Regions from separate parts of the Homo sapiens genome. Here region 1 is linked to region 2. Evidence: chromatin loops called from intact Hi-C (ENCODE). Cell type or tissue: heart right ventricle. All regions are shown on one strand. Links, peaks and the distances in the headings refer to the core of each region. The heading gives the core; the rest is flanking DNA. Region 1 has its middle 410 kb from the start of LNCARSR. Region 2 has its middle 330 kb from the start of LNCARSR.

Region 1 (8,904 bases), core at 310-8,309, 73 kb after region 2:
ACTGAAAAAGAAAATATGTGAATTCAAATCCTCATGAGTTTATAAACCTAATCTATATTAAGATAATAAGAAGACTCCACTTAGAGAAACAACAGCCAGAAAAAAAGGGCAGAACCCTGTGTGTACCTTAATTTGCTACATAAACTTCTCCCCACCCCCAGGGGCAAGTTTGAGAGTGAAGGGCAAGATAGTATCATAAGCGTTTGCAATGATACAAAGAGCCAAAGATTTTTCATTTATTATTTCACCTGGAGATATTTTTCTGCTATCATTGATTTAGCTGCATTTATTTCTGCTTATTGTCCTCTTCTTGGATCGCATTAAACCTTAGCTAACATACAACTCAAACAAATCAAGAACAAAGGCTTTTGTAAAAATGTTGTAACCATTTCAACTGGGGAACACGCCTGAGTCAGTGCAGCAGGCTGCCAAGCCCGACAGTGGCTTAGTAGCTACTGCTCTGGAGCACCTGACCCTGGTGGCTACTGTTCCAGGTCCTCCTACCTTGATGAGGTTTTAGGGATGTGGTTGATATAAAATCCAGCAAGTTTTGCCTGTCGACAGGGAACATGACAGGGTACACAGTTGATAGGTTGCAAAAGGGGAAAACAATGTGAACATGGTATTTCTTTTTCTTTCTTTCTTTCTTTTTTTTTTTTTTTAAATATTTTTGAGATGGAGTCTCACTCTGTCACCTAAGCTGGAGGGCAGTGGTGTGATCTCAGCTCACCACAACCTCTGTCTCCTTGGTTCAAGCAATTCTGCTACCTCAGCCTACCAAGTAGCTGGGATTACAGGTGTCCGCCACCATGCCCAGCTAATTTTTGCATTTTTAGGAGAGACAGGGTTTCAGCAGGTTGGCCAGGCTGGTCTCAAACTCCTGACCTCAGGTGATCTGCCCGCCTGGGCCTCCCAAAGTGCTGGGATTACAGGCATGAGCCACCGCACCCAGCCTGAACACGGTATTTCTAATTTTCCTGGATGTGATTAGATGGAGGTTTCCCTGGTGGGAGGAGTAGGCTAAAAGCCCTAAGTAATAGGATGATTAGAGAGATGCAGAGAAATATTTAGGTGGCTACAGGAATTGTTCTAGAGAGAGATGGGCAAAATTTAAAATGTGGCAATGACAATGAGAATTGAAAGAAAAATGAGCAGATAAATTTTTTTTCTAAAGCTGAATCACTGGATATGGAGGTCAATTATACAAAGAAGGTGAGAAAGAAGGCAGGATCAAAGATGTCTCTGAGGCTCTTGGCTTAGACCACTGAGAAGAGGGTGGTGCTGTGGTGTAAGAGAGGGGAAGCAGGAGGAGGAGCATGTATAAGCGACATCTAATGGGTTCAGTTTGGTAACATGTTGACTCTGTAGTAGCCGCTGGTTATCAAAGCAGAGATATGGAGTGGGCAAGAAGTCTGAACTAGCAATATAAAATTTGGATGTCACTAACATATAGGTAGCAGAAGCTACAGATATGGGAGAGATCCTCCAGGAATGCTAAGTAGACTGAAGCAGGAGAAGGTTTGAGGATAGGACTCTGAGGAATACCAGTTTGTTAGATGTGGGCAGAGGGAAAGGTATCTGCAAAGAGAAATAAAGAATCACTAGGAGGTAGGAGGGTAAGGGAAGGCAAAGATCAAGAGAGCTTCAAAAAGGTGAAGAGTCTAACGATGAAGAAAAGCCCAGAACAGGAAGCTGAGTGAAATTAGACAATCTTCACCAATTTTTCAACTTTGACTGTGGACAAGGTTATTCAAGTGCATAAAAATAATGTGATACATGGTGTAGTAGAAAGACGATTGACCTTTCCTTTCCCACCTCTATGGCCTTGGGCAGGTCCTTTAAGTAATTGGAATCTCATATTCACATCTGTAAAATAGGAGCCAAATTAACATTTTTGTGTTTAGAGGACTGATATAAGAATATACAAATGAAATAAACATATTTGCACTTGGCAATATGAAGCAAATGCAGGATAGACATCTTGGTGATTATTGACATGGTGTACATGTGTGTATGCCTAACTTAGGACATTTTTAAATGACTTACTTCTTGCTGATATGAAGTATGAGCTCTCTAAAAATAGGTATTACTTTTTGGTAACATATATATCATCTGGTAGATGCCGAATACTTAATTAAAACTTTCCATGATGATAACCATTATTAGAATGAATAAACCAAACTCTAAAGTAAAAGCTTAATTGCCAGGCTGTCTGAAAAAAATAAGTTAAATTTGGCTTTTCACATCCTAAGCAGGTATTTGGCAGCAAATATTTCCATTCAAAAAGAGAATAATGTACACTGTGAAGACTTCCAGAAAAGCAGTGCTCCCCCATTCAGAAAGAATACAATCTTTTGCAGCTGTTTCTAGATTCCAATCCAATTAAAGCTCTACTTAAATTGTTCTCTCCTAATTCTTGATTGATATGGAATGCAATAATGCCTGGCAATTGTCCATAGTAGGGATTAAAGGTAATGGATTTCTTAGAATCCCATTCCTTACCTATAATGAAAATATCACCCACCTATCTCATACAAGCAAGATGCTAAATTAGCCAAGAAGATCTTGGCAGCATTTGCAGAAATGGGTAAAAACCAGTACCGGAAGCTGTGGCTTGCTAACTGCTTTGCATTCTTCATTATGGGTGAGCATTGAACACACACGTATTCCATAAATACTGATTCTTGTATCTAAAGAAGGTATAGCATCTTCCTCAGATTCCATGTCTTTACTCACAGTCACTAAGTCTAAGCTTGGAGAAAGTAAGAGTTATCATTTTTCTACCATGATTGGAGAGTTATTTATTCAAACAACCTGGTAAAAATAAGTAACTCTAACTTTTTAAATACCAAAACACAACAGTAGCTTAAATGTGCAAAGTATCAAACCATGCTTGATTTAAGGTCTTACCTCTGGTTTCTTATTTAATGACGCTTCCTTCCTGACTTGAGCAATATCAGACACAATCACAGAGGTAATAAAAACTCACAGGAAAGAGTAAACGGTGAGATATTTAGCTTCTGGGATGGGACTCTGAATCTATACTGTATTCCTAATCTATCAAAAATAAAATAAAAAAGAGAAGGGAAAGAAAAGAAGAAATAAAGAAAATAAAAATGCCGAGATTAATTGGAAAATTTGCAAAATTAACATACCGCTAAGGAGAGACAATAACTAAAAGCCGCTGTTGGGGCTTCTGGAGCACTAATGAATACTTATTGAGACCTTTTAATGTTCTTGGAATGAGACCATCACATTACATGATTATTTCTTAAAGAAATTCAGCTGTTGCTTCTAACTGTTTTAAAATAGTTCCTGAAGAGTTCCTCAGTGCTAGGCACTCTGCCATGTGCTCTGCATACAGAAATCAACCAGACGTTTGTTTGATTTATCACCATTATGTAAAGCTGTGGGGTGTGCAGCATAAGGAAGGGAAGGGTAAATTCGGTACCTGAAAGTCTTGTGATGGGTAATCTACAGCACTCTGGAGAGTTAAGTTCCATGCTAGGTTGTCAACCATTCTAAATGAAAGAACAATCAACTCCAATGAAAGAACTTGAAGAATGTACCTGATACTTTTCAAAGGAGTAATAAAGTGAGTTTTAAGTAAGGGGAGTAGATAGTATACATATATTTTCATGCTCTGAAAAAATCCTTTTAAAAGCATGTCTTCTTCACTTATTTGTAAATAAGCAAACTGATTCAGGGTTTTAAGTAACTTGCTCAAGTTCCCACAGTTGTGTGTGGCTTTTTCAACCATAACTATTTTGATTTCAAACGAATGAAAGAAACTTGGCTTAAAACATATCAGGTAGAAGGAAGACTAGTTGTTTACTTAACCAAACTACGAAAAGAGTGGAAGTGCAGCTGGTCCTCAAGGATGACTAGAATCAAGTTCAAATGCTGCCAGGAGTCCCGCCCTCGGCCCCAATTTCTATTATTTCTGGCTTCATGCTTTCATGCTGCTCTCCGTCCTTGGAGTTAGAAACATGGCTATTTGACAACTCAAGTTCGCAACTCCAAAAACCACCTCGGTGTCAAGTTAAAATTTTCTTAAGGAAATGCAGTGATTGGTTCAACCTGGATTTGGTGCCCATCCTTGGACCAAACAATGATCCAGGGTGCTGGGTTATAAGTGAACCACTTGAGTTAGGTAACTGTGGCCAATGGTGTAGGGGGTCTCTAAGACAGTAGAAGCTTCTTTTCAAGCCACCACTGTGGGCTGACAAAGGCCAGATGTCAATTACAATTTTTCATCACCTATATAATTGCTTCCAAAGAAAAAGATCAAGGCATTTAAATTTTCAGTAGGGCAATAGGAAAGAAAGCTGCCTACGTTCAAATTCTGGCTGCATAACTTATTAGCTGTGTGGCCTTGGACAAATTACTTAATGCCTCCTACTTAAGTTTCTCATCTGAAAAATTGTAGTAATAATGTTACTTACTTATTGAATTTTGAAATTCAATAGCCCCAAACTGCATTTCGCCTTCTTTCCCTTGAAACCTACACTTTCTCACAGCTTCCCTTTGTCAATTAATGGTATCAACAATTCCTCAGATTTCATGTTCAAAATCCTAGAGTTATCTTTGAGGCTTCCCTTTCTTCCATGTCTTATTTTCAGATGTTCTTCTACTTGCTATTTCATCTTTCAAGATGCCTTTTAGAGTTATCACCACCATGTCCCATGAGGCCCAATCAGTATTTATCTGGAGTATGGTTTTAGCCTCCTAACAGTTCTCTCTTCTTAGAAAACCTAAACTCTTTGATCCAGTTTTGACAGCTTTTCCAGGTGACTCATTCTCTTTGAAAATAGTTTTCAACTCATTAATCTAAATAAGAAAAAAGACAAAATTTTAAGTTTTCTGCTATCCTATATCATTTGATTTTTGGTTTCTTGAAATTCTAAGCTTTAGAAAAAGACTGGCTGTCGGATTATTGAGTATATATATAATGCTTTTTAATAAACTAATGCTTTTAATATAGCATATATGCATAAATATTCTATACTTAATGTTTTTATGAAATAATGTATGTGCCATGTTATTATTTTATAAATATGTTTAGTATATATAATTAACAGACTATATCAAGAGCATTATTTTATAAATAAGTTATAAATATATTAATGGAAATGTACATGATGTTAACATAGCTTATTATAGATTATTTATTCAAGGGATTGATTCTAAATTATTTTCTTTTATTTGCAAATAATTTTCTATCAGTCAAATTTTGCTTTGTTTTAGTTAAGTGGGATTTGAAATATTGGACTGGGGAGAGGGAGCTATACAATTTTTAAAACAGAGCAGTCATATCTTATCATGAATGTGCTTAAGAAGACGCTGATTATATTGAGATCAGTATGTTGGATGGAATGAAAGCCTGGATAAAGACTTAGCAGGTAAATGTCAGGTGAGTTACCAAATGGAGAAAAAGTATCACACTACTTTTCTTCTTTTTTGTTTTTCATCTTGATTTTTTTAAAAGAAGATATATGCTAAAACTCTAGTTCTTTCTTAATTGATGACAAATTAGAAAAAAATCAGATAACTTTGAGTTATAAATGTTGAAAGGCAATAGAGTGTGTTACTTGAATAATTAAAAAAGAAGGAAAATAATTGTACTTTGAGGCTGTGAGATTTCAAACTGTGGTAAGAAATAGACTGCATAGGTGTATAATATCCCTGGCACTAATTTAGAAAATATACTATGAGTATTTATTTATTCTCAGAATTATTTAAAGTGGTTTCAGTGTGGGTTTGTACATCTTAAACACAAGTAATTTATACCACTTGAAAGTCGAAAAAAAAACTACAAAAAAACCTTACCTATGTTTCAAAATGCTGAATTTTTTTTTAATTTTGCTGTAAGTTGTATAACATCCTCTTAAATATGTAAGTGTTCAGTAAACATTTATGCTTTCCTGTGCTCATTAAAATTTCACTTTTCATAGTAAATGTCATTTAATTTAAGCCTTGTTAATATTAACCAATGTAGAGTAAACATGAAGCAAATAAGAGTAAGTTTAGAAAAGTATGCTATTTTTGCTATCTTCTCTTTGGTGCAGATAATGTAGCATGTTGAATGCCTTCTACTTATGTAAAAGTACGTAGTTTTGTATCATTCAAACCCCCCTTTTATAAAGGGTGGCAAATGATCAACCTGCTTTTCATCCAAGAACAGCCTTTTTGGTTTAACTTCTTATTAACCAGATACTGAAAACTAAACCAGCCTCTTTTGTATTCTAAAGAGACACACCACACGCAAATGCACACACTCAGACACATAGTCAAACACACGTCACTGCACACCAATAATGTAAACAACAAACAAACTGAAGTTAAGAATCACTTGGTGATTTTGAAGTCAATGACTTCCATGACCACTTTTCCTGATCCTCCGTTTCAAAATAAGTCTACATATGCTCGTGACCCTTTCCAATATCAGGTCAGGGTCTAATGGTTTCTAGCTATAGCAGACACGCATCTTTTTATTCTAAAGGGCATCATTATATGACAAGACAGTTGCTATATGAAAAACTTCAAGCTGACCATGGTTTCTTATTTTACATGGGTTATGTGACAGTTTATCCATTGTAGGGTGACATGTGAATAGGCTGCATTAAGAGTTAAAAACGACTGAGTAGAGTACCTAAATTATGTTCTCTTTCTGATATTAAGTTACCACTTGTCTGTAAACTATATGTATACTTTTCTTTGAAGGCAAAGGGGATTGAGGTAAAGGAAGAGTATATGGAGAGCTTTTGCTATATTTGTAATGTTTTATTTCTTTTAAAAAATTTTGAAGCTAAATATTAAGATTTGACAGGACTGGATGATGAATACCTGAGTTTTGCTATATTATACTCTATATTCTTTATCATTATAGTTTCCTACTTGCTTAAAATATTTTATTCTGAGAAATTAATAGAATTTTCAGCCTTGGCAAAAGGTTTCTAGGTGCTGAAAAATAAAAGCCCAGCTTCTTAGCCTGGCAAGCACGCTAGTCATTACATGGCTTCTGCTTGCTCCTCTGTCCTCACCACTCTCCCTTTGTCCTCTCTGGAATTATTGACTCATTAACAGTTTCTAAAAGAGACAAGGGCCTGCATTTCACCTCTTCGTATTCTCAAAATATCCCCCTCCCAGTCTGTTTGGTGAACTCCTATTCCCACTGTAAAACCTCAGCTAGGCATCATCTCCTCTCTAAAGGCCCATGTGACTCTTCCCCATGGAACTGGATTATCTTTGCACCTGCAAGAAGCACATTACCGCATTGTGTTTTTGTATATTTATCTCCTCTAGACAATGAACTCCTTATAGGACAGAGTTATCCACTCCTAGCACTGTCTGGCACAAATTTTTAAAGATTTTCATAGTTATTATTCCTAATTTTTAAAGTAATGGATTCCCATTTCAAAGTTTTCAACAGTTTGGAAATGTTTAAGGTAAAAGTATGTCCTCTTTCCCATTCCCAACTTCCTATACCCACTCCATGGTTAACAGTGTCTTATTTATATTTCTAGAAACATTATTTGCATGTACTAGGATATAAGGTTATAAACTAACATATGAATACATAAAGGCCCATAATCACTTTATATAAAAAAGGGAGAGTGAACATTGTATATAATGTTCCCATTTATATATATATATAATATATACAATGTTCTGCATCTTGATTTTTTTAAAAAATACAACAAATTGCATCTTACTTTGTCTTCTATTCATATCATTACATATAGATCCTCATTATGCTTCTTAAAACCTGTATATATCCTATATTATGCCTGTAATTTAGGGTGACTTAAGAAGCAAGTAACACACAACCTGGTTGAAACTGTAAAGAGGATATAGAGGTTCATTAATTGGGAAGAACAACTGCAGGACTGGCTTGATTCAGCAATCAACACTGTCATCAAAAACTTATTTTTATCACTCTACTTGGCATTTCCTGTTATTAGCTCTATCCATGGATGGCTTCTCTCATGGTGGAAACAAATTGATATACAAAGACTAGGATTCACATCTAAAGCCACACTCCTGAGAACAATAGAGTATGAGAATGCATGGTTTTCTTCATCCTCGCCAATGCCAGGATTTATCATTGAAACACAAGCATGTTGTTGTTGCATATTGTTGATCAGACAACTCTTGAATTCAGAACTTTCTGGTACCTTGTAGTACCAGAGATTAGTGTGAAAAAATTAGATTGATATATGGTCGAGATGATGGTGTTGATAATGGAGGTGAGAAAGTTTGGGCCCAAGGAATAGTTATACAAGAAGCTTGAGATATTTAGTCAATTTGAATTGGAGGTCAGAGGAAAATCAGATTGCTATTAATATAAAAAATACCTTAAAGAGAAGAGACAAGAAGTCCCACATAAAAAGTTTTCCTGGCCAAGCACAGTGGCTCATGCCTATAATCCCAGCACTTTGGGAGGCCGAGGTGGGCGGATCACTTGAGGTCAGGAGTTCGAGATCAGCCTGGCCAACATGGTGAAACTTCATATCTATTAAAAATACAAAAATCAGCTGGACGTTGTGGCAGGGGCCTATAGTCCCAGCTACTCTGCAGGCAGGAGAATTGCTTGAACCTGGGAGGCGGAGGTTGCAGTGAGCTGAGATCACACCACTGCACTCCAGCCTGGGCAACAGAGCAAGACTCCATCTCAAAAAAAAAAAGAAACCAGTTTTCCTTTTCCTTTATCTTCTGGCTGATGCTTAAAACATGACCATAAAATATCTGATCCTTCATTTACAAAGAATTTTGTTAAAATTTTGATGTATTTGAAAAGGTAGCAGAGTGTATCATTGTGTGTCAAGGATGGTCCACTATGGGGAATGAAGCACCAGACAACAGGGAGAGAAAAATGATCCCCCAAGGACGGCGGTACAGGTG
Region 2 (8,904 bases), core at 542-8,541:
TGAACAGAATACAGACAGAGGGAAGAAAGGTCTGCAAATATTCTTTCCACTTTCTGGGAGAGAAAAAAATTCATTACTGTTTAATTTTGCTCTTTAAATTCTGCCCAAAGAAATTTCAAGCACCTCTCTTTAAAAAGTTCAGAACTTTTACTTATCACAGAATATTTTTAAATGGAACATTTCCCTCCTTTTGATGTCTTAGAAATAAGCATTTCCATTCACAGCTGCTCTCAAAGATGCTACTTCAAAAACCACCCACTCTGGATCTCCAAAACAGGTTGGTATTTAAAGAGCCCCATGGCTTATTGTTCATAACACTTAGATTGGATACACATACAGTGGAAAAACAAAGTTCGGTGCTGCAAGGGACTGAAAACACCAGTTTCATTGCCCTTAAATCTAAAGAAACAGAAAAGGAAGAAGAGAAACAGGCAGAAGGGAAGGAGAAAGAGAAAAGATTAGCCAACACTGCTTCAACACTTACTACATGCCAGCTTTGTGCCAAGTTCCCCTTATGTCTTTCAACCACGAAATGACCCTTTGAGGCAGCTATAAAGATTATCCCCATTCTTATGGGCTGGGAATGCAATACAGAGAGAGGTCCCATGCTGCTGTGTTTCAAACTTGGATCCATCTGTTTCACAGCCTGAGTGATTATCCACCACATTTATTCCCTTGCTAAGAAGACTATCAAGAAGGGCAAGTGTCTGATTTTGTTTTGTTTTGTTTCCAAATCAACCTAATTTAACTGAACATAATCCTAAGATCTCAGGATCTTAAGGCTTCATGGCCTTCAAATATTTTCCTTATTGCTAAATAGTTGATGAAACAAAAGCAAATTTTACTGGTGAGTTTAATTTTCAATTATTCAATTAAAACTTTTTAGGTGGTTGATGGTAATTTTTTTATTAACAAGCAGAAATGAAACATCATTAGGAGGTGAAATGTCTTCCCTGTGTCTCAGATGGGGAGTTGTTATGGTCTGAATGTTCATGCTGTCTTCAAATCCCTGTGTTGAAATCCTAACCCCCAAGGTGATAGTATTAGGAGATGGGGCATTGGGAGGTGATTAGGCCACAGGGGCAGAGCCCCCATGAATGGAATTAGTGCCCTTGTAAAAGAGACCCAGAGAGGTCCCTGGCTCCCTCCACTGTGAGAGGTTAGAATGAGCAAACAGCTGGCTCTGAGGAAGCAGGGCCCTCACCAGACACACCAAATCTACCAGTGTCTTGATCTTGGAGTTTCCAGCCTCTAGAACTGTAAGAAATCAATTTCTGTTGTTTATAAGCTAACCAGTCGATGGCATTGTGTTATAGCAGCCTGAACAGACCAGGAGAGGAGTGAGAATGACTTGGTTTCACTATCTTCATTCATATTATCAAATACTGAATAACGGATGTGTAAAGTCTTCAGCGTTGTGGCTTTATAATGTGTCAACTTGGCAAGACTGGACTACGCTTCCCAGAGATCCCCTTTCCTGCATGTTTTTGGGCCACCAGAGAGATTCCTGTGTGGGATTTGGTGAGCAGAAACAAAGCAGCAGCCATGCTGTAGCTCACACATTATTGTTTACCCATGGTCTCAATCACTGTTGCGGGGCAGTGGACAGGCTGGAACTGGCCCACCTTTCCCAGATCCTCCTTCAACCTCTCTGACTCTTATACCAGGTTAGAATTTAGCTCCATGATGAAGTTTACTGTTTTCTTCTGCAGGATTCCCACAATATCAATTTCAGAGGCAATGCAAACTGACATGGTTTCAGTCCATGCCTGTGGGTTCCAGCTTATGTGTGCATGTCCCACTTTGTTCTTGCTGCCAAGCAAGGGGTTGAATTGCATCCTCTTAGAAAGATATGTTGAAGTCCTTACCCCTGGTACTTCAGAATGTGACCTTATTTCATAACAGAATCTCTACAGAGGTAATCAAGTTAAACGAGGTCATATGACCTCATCCAGTTGGACCTAATCCAGTATGACTGGTGCCCTTATTAAAAGGGGAAATTTGAACACAAAAACATGCACAAGAGGTAAGATGATGTGAAAAGACACAGAAAGAATGCCCTGTGAAGGCGGAGGACTAAAATGATGCATCTAGAAGCCCAGGAATGTGAAAGATCATTGGTGGAGTGCATGGAACAGGTTGCTCATATCCCTCAGAAGGAGCCTACACTGCCAGCAGACACCTTGATTTTGGACCTCCAGCCTCCAGACTTGTGAGAGAATAAATTTCTGTTATGTTCAGCCACCTAGTTTGTGATATTTTGTGATAGCAGTCCTGAGGACTTCAAGCTCCAGTGTCAGATGCAAGGACAACAGCCTTATAAGGATTACTTAATCAGCTTCCAGAATCATATAAGATCAAACCCCTGTAATGATTCCCTAGCAGTTCAGCTTCTCTGATTGATCCCTGACTGATAGGTGGAAAAGAAGTTAGTTTAAAAAGGACCATAAAGCTCCAAGCACAGTTGCACAGTAGGTAAATTAAGGGTAACAAGAAGAGGAACACTACTATGATGTTAACAAACAGTATAATCCTCAATCTTAATCAATGTGAAAAGCTGATGGCTTATCGCAAAACTTCTTTTTCTTCTAAAAACGCAGGCTACACTATTAAACTTGTTAGTTTATTGATGTTACCTGTGTTTTCACTGTTTAAAAGCAATAATTTTTTCCACCAAGTCACCAAACAAGCCTTGAACAATTTATGCTCTTTCAAAGAAGTTAGATACAAAGTCAGGGAATTTTGTCTCTCACATTGCTGTAGACAACATAATTATCATTTACTAATATTGTAACTTTCTTTGAAAAAAATTTCAATACTTGGCAGATATTTACTTTGTTAAAACCCTACCAGTGTCCTTCTGATTTAAGCTGCAGTACAATTAATTAACATTGCTTTCAACACAATCTTGGTCCAGTAGCTGGTCAGCACAATAGTGAGGAACAGCACCCTGGTGGTTGTTCAAATTCCCACACGAATATGTTATTTCCTCATGGAGAATAGCAAATCTCCATCAAGCTTGTAGATTTCCTGGGATTTTTATTAACATTATTACAATCGTTTTTTCTTAAGATTGCTAATTGTTTTGGATCTACGCTGAGGAAACTTTATTAGTTACTAAACTATACAACCTAACTGTAGAGAAATGTGTTCAAGTTAATTTTCTCCATGAACAAAAGCATTTTAATATCTCAAAATTTGCCTTTAAATAGTTTGCATATTTTTATACAGCAAGGTATCATCTTATAAATTATCACTTACTGATATTTAATCCTTTCTTTTAAAGACTTTAATCAGATATTCAGAAAGCTCTCAGAGACTAAACCATTTGTAAAACATTTTATAAGTAGTGTTGGCAAAACAAAGATTTAGTGGTCATCCTTAAAACACTGCCTTATCGCCTTTAAGCAGGTCATCAGTTCAACTATAAACTCCTAGAAGTATACCAACCCATTCTCAAATAGATTTGTGAATTTAATATCTTTTCCAAGGTAGAACACACGAACAAATCTGATCAGCACAAGCTCACGGTATCTAATGATTTTAAGCTTGGTTCTGGTGTTGCTTCTTTACTTGATACCATATAACTTATTTATATTAGTATGGAGAAGTTTGATATAGAATATTCATCGTTTTGTCAAATTCCATTTTCCCTATTTATCCTGTTCTGCATGCTGCAACCAATATAATTATGTAGTACATCCATTTAAACACATGACAACTCTCTCATAAAGCAGCCCCTATGTAAGAGGTGGTTTTTCTTTTTAATAGTCTGCTCTGTTTCAGTTGTCTTTTTTAAATATTAAGATAAGGGAAAGGATTTAAGCTATTTTTTTTTACCAGAGATCTTTGACAGAGTAACAATTAGTTATTGGATTATTTTAACTCACCTATGCAAATTAACTTATTTGCTTCTATAGTCAAAATAGTGAGCTTAAAGTTAGCTGCAGGAGGTGACATAATTATGGTTGTTAAGAATAAAATATTTCTGGTTAAGGGAATCACAGACATTTTGCAGAGAGAGTAAGCAGGAAAAGAAAGACTGAATACATCAGTCACAGAGCTGTTGGGAGCAAAGTCAAGGGAAAAGGAGAGAGGAGAAAGGAGAGAAGAGAGCGGGGAGAGAATAGGAGTAGAATCAGAGTGAGAAAGAATCATATACCAGTAAATGAACAAGTAATAAAAAGACAGTGCTTTACTTCTCTGAATCATCAAGGTGTAGTGTTTGCAACCAGGGAATTAAATACTTTATTCAACAAAACTGCTCACACAGCAGATGGAACAGGCAGAACTGGCCATATGGCATCAAATATAATAAAATCACTTAGTAAATTAAGAGTTAAAATGAGAATTAAATATTGGATACGGTTTTATAGAATTCCATTTTGGGTGCTCATAGATGTATCCATATTTCTTCTAATTATGTGCCCAGTTGCATATTTTCTTAAGAAACAAAGTTAACAAAGTAGTAATTTACATATCATTTAATAAAATATATTTGCTTTAACAGAAAGGCAACATTGCCAGGATCATTGGTGTGGGAGAAAGCAAATTAATTAGCTTTTAAGAGGCCTGGCTTTTGGTTCTAATCCTGCCATCAGATTTCTTTTCACCTTGAATAAGTGATTACTTAAAAGGCTCCCCTTTCTGTACCTGCCAAATAAAGAATTTGAGATAGACCAGCATTTTTCAAACTTGATTTTCAGCCATGCAACAATTTCTTCCAGCATACATTTTATCGGGAAACTCAGTCCACAAATCTAGAGCTGCTTTGCTTGAAGCTCTAGGTGTAGTGAGGAGGAGAGCCTTGGGAGGCCAACTGAACTCCACCCTTCTCCTGCCCCCACCACATCCTAACCTCCAACAGCAGGGGGCAACCTATTCCAGAACTGCAAGCACTGGAGAAAGTAACCACCCTCCAGAGGCTATATTTTGGTGTTTTTATTTCTCCTTTCAACTGAATCTGAAATGCCTGATTTAAGGTGATCTGCTTTGGGGACGCACCATATGTAATTATTCTGATTTTCTGTTCTTTTAGTTACTTATTTCAGTCATATTGTGAATTTCCTTTTCTCTTGTCATTGGTTCTCTCCAAACCGAGGCAGGCGGATCACAGGGTCAGCAGATTGAGACCATCCTGGCTAACAGGGTGAAACCCTGTCTCTACTAAAAATACAAAAAAAATTAGCCGGGCGTGGTGGCGGGTGCCTGTAGTCCCAGCTACTCCGGGGGCTGAGGCAGGAGAATGGCGTGAACCCGGAAGATGGAGCTTGCAGTGAGTCGAGATCGCACCACTGCACTCCAGTCTGGGCGACAGAGTGAGACTCCGACTCCAAAAAAAAAAAAAAAAAAAAAAAAGGTTTGTCCTGCGCCACATTAGCAAATTAGTTTCACTTTGCTAATCCATTTTCATTGGAAATTCTGTGATTTCGGTTATATTTCCTCACCTTGGAGAAAATCTTCTGTCACCAATTTACATCAGCTTCACCCTTCAACATTTCAGAATGCTCAGGCCTCCTTCCATTTCCAGTATACTGTAATGCTGATGTTTTATAATTTCAAACACTTTACATAAAGTTGTGTTAAAGGTTTATTTATCAAATGAAATAATTAATGGCAAATTCATTCAGTCATAGTCTTTTTGCTTATACGGTCAACTAGAACAATCTGCTTGTTTCTCTTCAGGTTGCCATTATTTCAGTCCCTGCCACTAGTTGCAAATTTAATAAAAATTATAATGAAATTTCGCAAGTATATGTCAATTGCAAATTTATGTTTTAATTTTTTGGCGTCAGAGAATATATGTGCATGCTTTTAAATGCCTTGCAGCTTCAAAAGGCTTGTAACATAAAACAGCATTTCTTTCTTCACTTCTCCCTGATTCTTGATTCCTGTCTCTGGCAGGTGACCATTACTTACATTTACTTCTGGTATCTGCTTCTATATTTCTAAATAATATCTTTATTTTTTAAGTGTTATTTTAGATATTACCTATTGCCCATTGCCCAAACCCAAACTCCAAAAGGCACACTTCTACTCCTTCTAAAAACCTAATGAAGTTATGTCACAATTTACATAAATAAATAGTGTTTACATGGTTATGACTCTGTGAGTGTTATCTATAGTTGAACCATGTAAAACACAATAATTACATTTTTATATGCACTACTTTTTGTTTTTCCCGGAATTAGTAATTGCCTTACTTTTTAATTTTACAAGTTTTTTAAGTACTTACTGTTCACAAACTATCTTTAGAATTGCAATTCCTGGCCAGGCACATTGGCACATGCCTGTAATCTCAACACTTTGAGAGGCCAAGGCAGGAAGATCTCTTGAGCCCGGGAGTTCAAGACCAGCCTGGGCAACATAGTGAGACTCTGTCTCTACCAAAATTTTATTTTAAAAATAGCCAGATATGGTGGCATGTGCCTGTAGTCCCAGCTACTTGAGAGGCTGGTGTGGGGAGTCACTTTAGCTTATGAGTTTGAGGTGCCATGAGCCTATCATGCTACTGCACTCCAGCCTGGGCAATAGAGTGAGGCTTTGTCTAAAACAAACAAACAATAACAAAAAACAAACAGAAAACCAACAACAGCAGTGTATTCTTCACTTAATATCCAAAAACATCAGGTAATCTGTGAGTTTTATTATTTAATTTTTTGAGAGCTATCTTATTCTTGCTCCAATTTTGCCTGTTTGCTCTTTTGTCCTGGTGCACCACTGTAATTCTAGGGTTTTACTTCATTACCTCATTTTAGTGTAGTACATTTTCTAGTGGATTTCTGATAAATGGTTCACGGGAGCTACATTTCTTAAAATATGCATATCTGAAAAAAATGTCTTTTTTTTCTATCTTCTCATTTGGTTGATAGTTTGACTCCACAAAATTCATGGCTAGAATTTCAAAAGCACTTTTTGTTATTATTCTTTAGTTTAAGTTCTGGGATACAAGTGCAGAATGTGTAGGTTTGTTACATAGGTATATGTGTGTCATGGTGGTTTGCTGCGCCTATCAACCCATCATCTAGGTTTTAAGCCCCACATGCATTAGCTGTTTGTCCTAATGTTCTCCCTCCCCTCACCCCACACCCACTCACTGGCCCCGGTGTGTGTTGTTCCTCTCCCTTTGTCCATGTGTTCTCATTTTTCAACCTCCACTTATGAGTGAGAATATGCAGTGTTTGGTTTTGTGTTCTTCAAAGGGATTTAATAATCATCTTCTATCTTTCAACTTTGCTTTTGAGAAATCCAGTGCCATATTGATTCCTAATCTTTTGTGATATGTTTTATTAATATGTTTCTCCTCTTTGGACATATTTGTCAACTCCTCTTGAGCCATGTTATTCTGAAACTTTATAATAATGTACTGAATGAATGTTCACTTTCAATTGCAGAACCTCTGGCATTTTGTTCTAGAATTTTTGAGTGTGGATTTTTTTTTTATTTGATCATTTATTTCTGCTTTTTTTCTTTGTTTTTTTTTTTCCTTCTGGAAATTCTATTATTTAGATTTTGAACCTTTTGCACAGATCCTTCAATTTACTTATATCTTATTTCTCATTTACTTTCTCTTTTGTTGGTTTTATTTTGTTTAATTTTCTTGTTGTGATAAAAGCCCAGAAATCACCTAATCTTTCATAGGTCTTAATTTTTTTATTTATCCTATTTATGTTTAATTTCAATAGTTCTTTTGAAATTTTCTCAATGTTCTTATTTTTAAAAGAATTAGGCTTATTATTATTATAATAGCTTCTCTTAATCTCTCTAAAGATAGTAATGATATTTTATAATATAATGATATTTTCTACCACTAATGTACTGATTCCTCATAGTTTCCTCTTACTCTTTGTTTTAGTCCTTATGTTTCTGGTTGAGGTTTTCCTCAAATATCTGATGATCTTTAGCTCTCCCATTCATATTTGAGGCACTAAGGGTGGAAACTGGATCCTTAATCGGACTTGTCAGGTGATCCAACAGGAACTGATTGTTTAATTGAAAGATTCTTGAGTATTCTTTCAGGCTGGTCAATTTCCTCTGAGAAGAATTTGGTCGTTCTTCTGGCCAGTGGTATAAGCTTGGCTGCAAATATTCTCTGTTCCAGTGGAGGAAAGGAGCTGGTAATATCACTATTCTCTAGGTGACATTCATTAGGTCTCCTGTTTCCAGCTGTACCTGATGTCCTCATCACTATGCTCCTTTTGATTCATCCTTCCCAGAGAATATACCTCTGACCTTTCAGTCCTCTTCTGGAGTTGGGGAGGGATAGATGCCTTCTTATGTGGGTAAAGGGATAGATGCCTGCCTATGTGGGTAAAGGGAGAAGATTTAGGATGAACTGCCTATATAAATTGCAGGTCCTAGTGAAATATGAAATTATCAAGCCACTTGTTCAACATTTTTTAAGAGTTTCAAGATGGCAATAGCAGATCATTAAAGTGCATGGGGTGCTCCTAAGCATGGGACCCTGTGCAAGTACACAAGTTGCAGGCCCATGAAGCCAGCCCTAGATTTAGATATCTAAGTACCTAGTAATTAAATTTTAATGTAATTATTTACAGTCCCACCTGCATGCCTAGTTCTTCAGGGATACCTGGTGCCTCTAATCCCTGAGTTTCTTACATGTCTATGGCACAAATAAACTTATTTCTTGGCTTTCCTCTTCTTCTCCAAGACTCCCTTTACAGAGTGCTTGATTTTTATGTTGCTTTAGTCATCTTTCTGTCTTTGAGCCTGCACAATTGTGTTGAAATCTTTCATATGTTGTCCTCTCCTCTCTTGTTCTCTTCATCCTTATAGATTATTTGTCTTTTCACAAGTCTATTGTCTCTCATCTTACTTGTGTTTTGGAAGAAAGTTGAAATAAATTTTTGCCATATTTAATAGGAAATCTAAATTTTAGTTTTA

Evidence for each region. A loop is a pair of places that touch in the nucleus more often than their neighbours do. Peaks named below come from ENCODE experiments on the same cell type or tissue, not always from the same donor. Only the 100,000 strongest peaks of a DNase experiment are listed, where the experiment ranks them.
Region 1: it touches region 2 in a loop (3-fold over the local background); 4 of 110 quality-filtered maps call a loop at or near these places.

What each region holds. Positions count from the first base shown.
Region 1 is chr9:79,156,118-79,165,021 of GRCh38, reverse strand. No RefSeq gene overlaps it. Among named protein-coding and RNA genes, the nearest start is that of LNCARSR, 410 kb to the left of the region's middle. In heart right ventricle, for the core only: no CTCF peak of the experiment used is centred there; a DNase peak (open chromatin) is centred at 3,981.
Region 2 is chr9:79,229,718-79,238,621 of GRCh38, reverse strand. No RefSeq gene overlaps it. Among named protein-coding and RNA genes, the nearest start is that of LNCARSR, 330 kb to the left of the region's middle. In heart right ventricle, for the core only: a CTCF peak has its summit at 4,849 (motif pointing right); no DNase peak of the experiment used is centred there.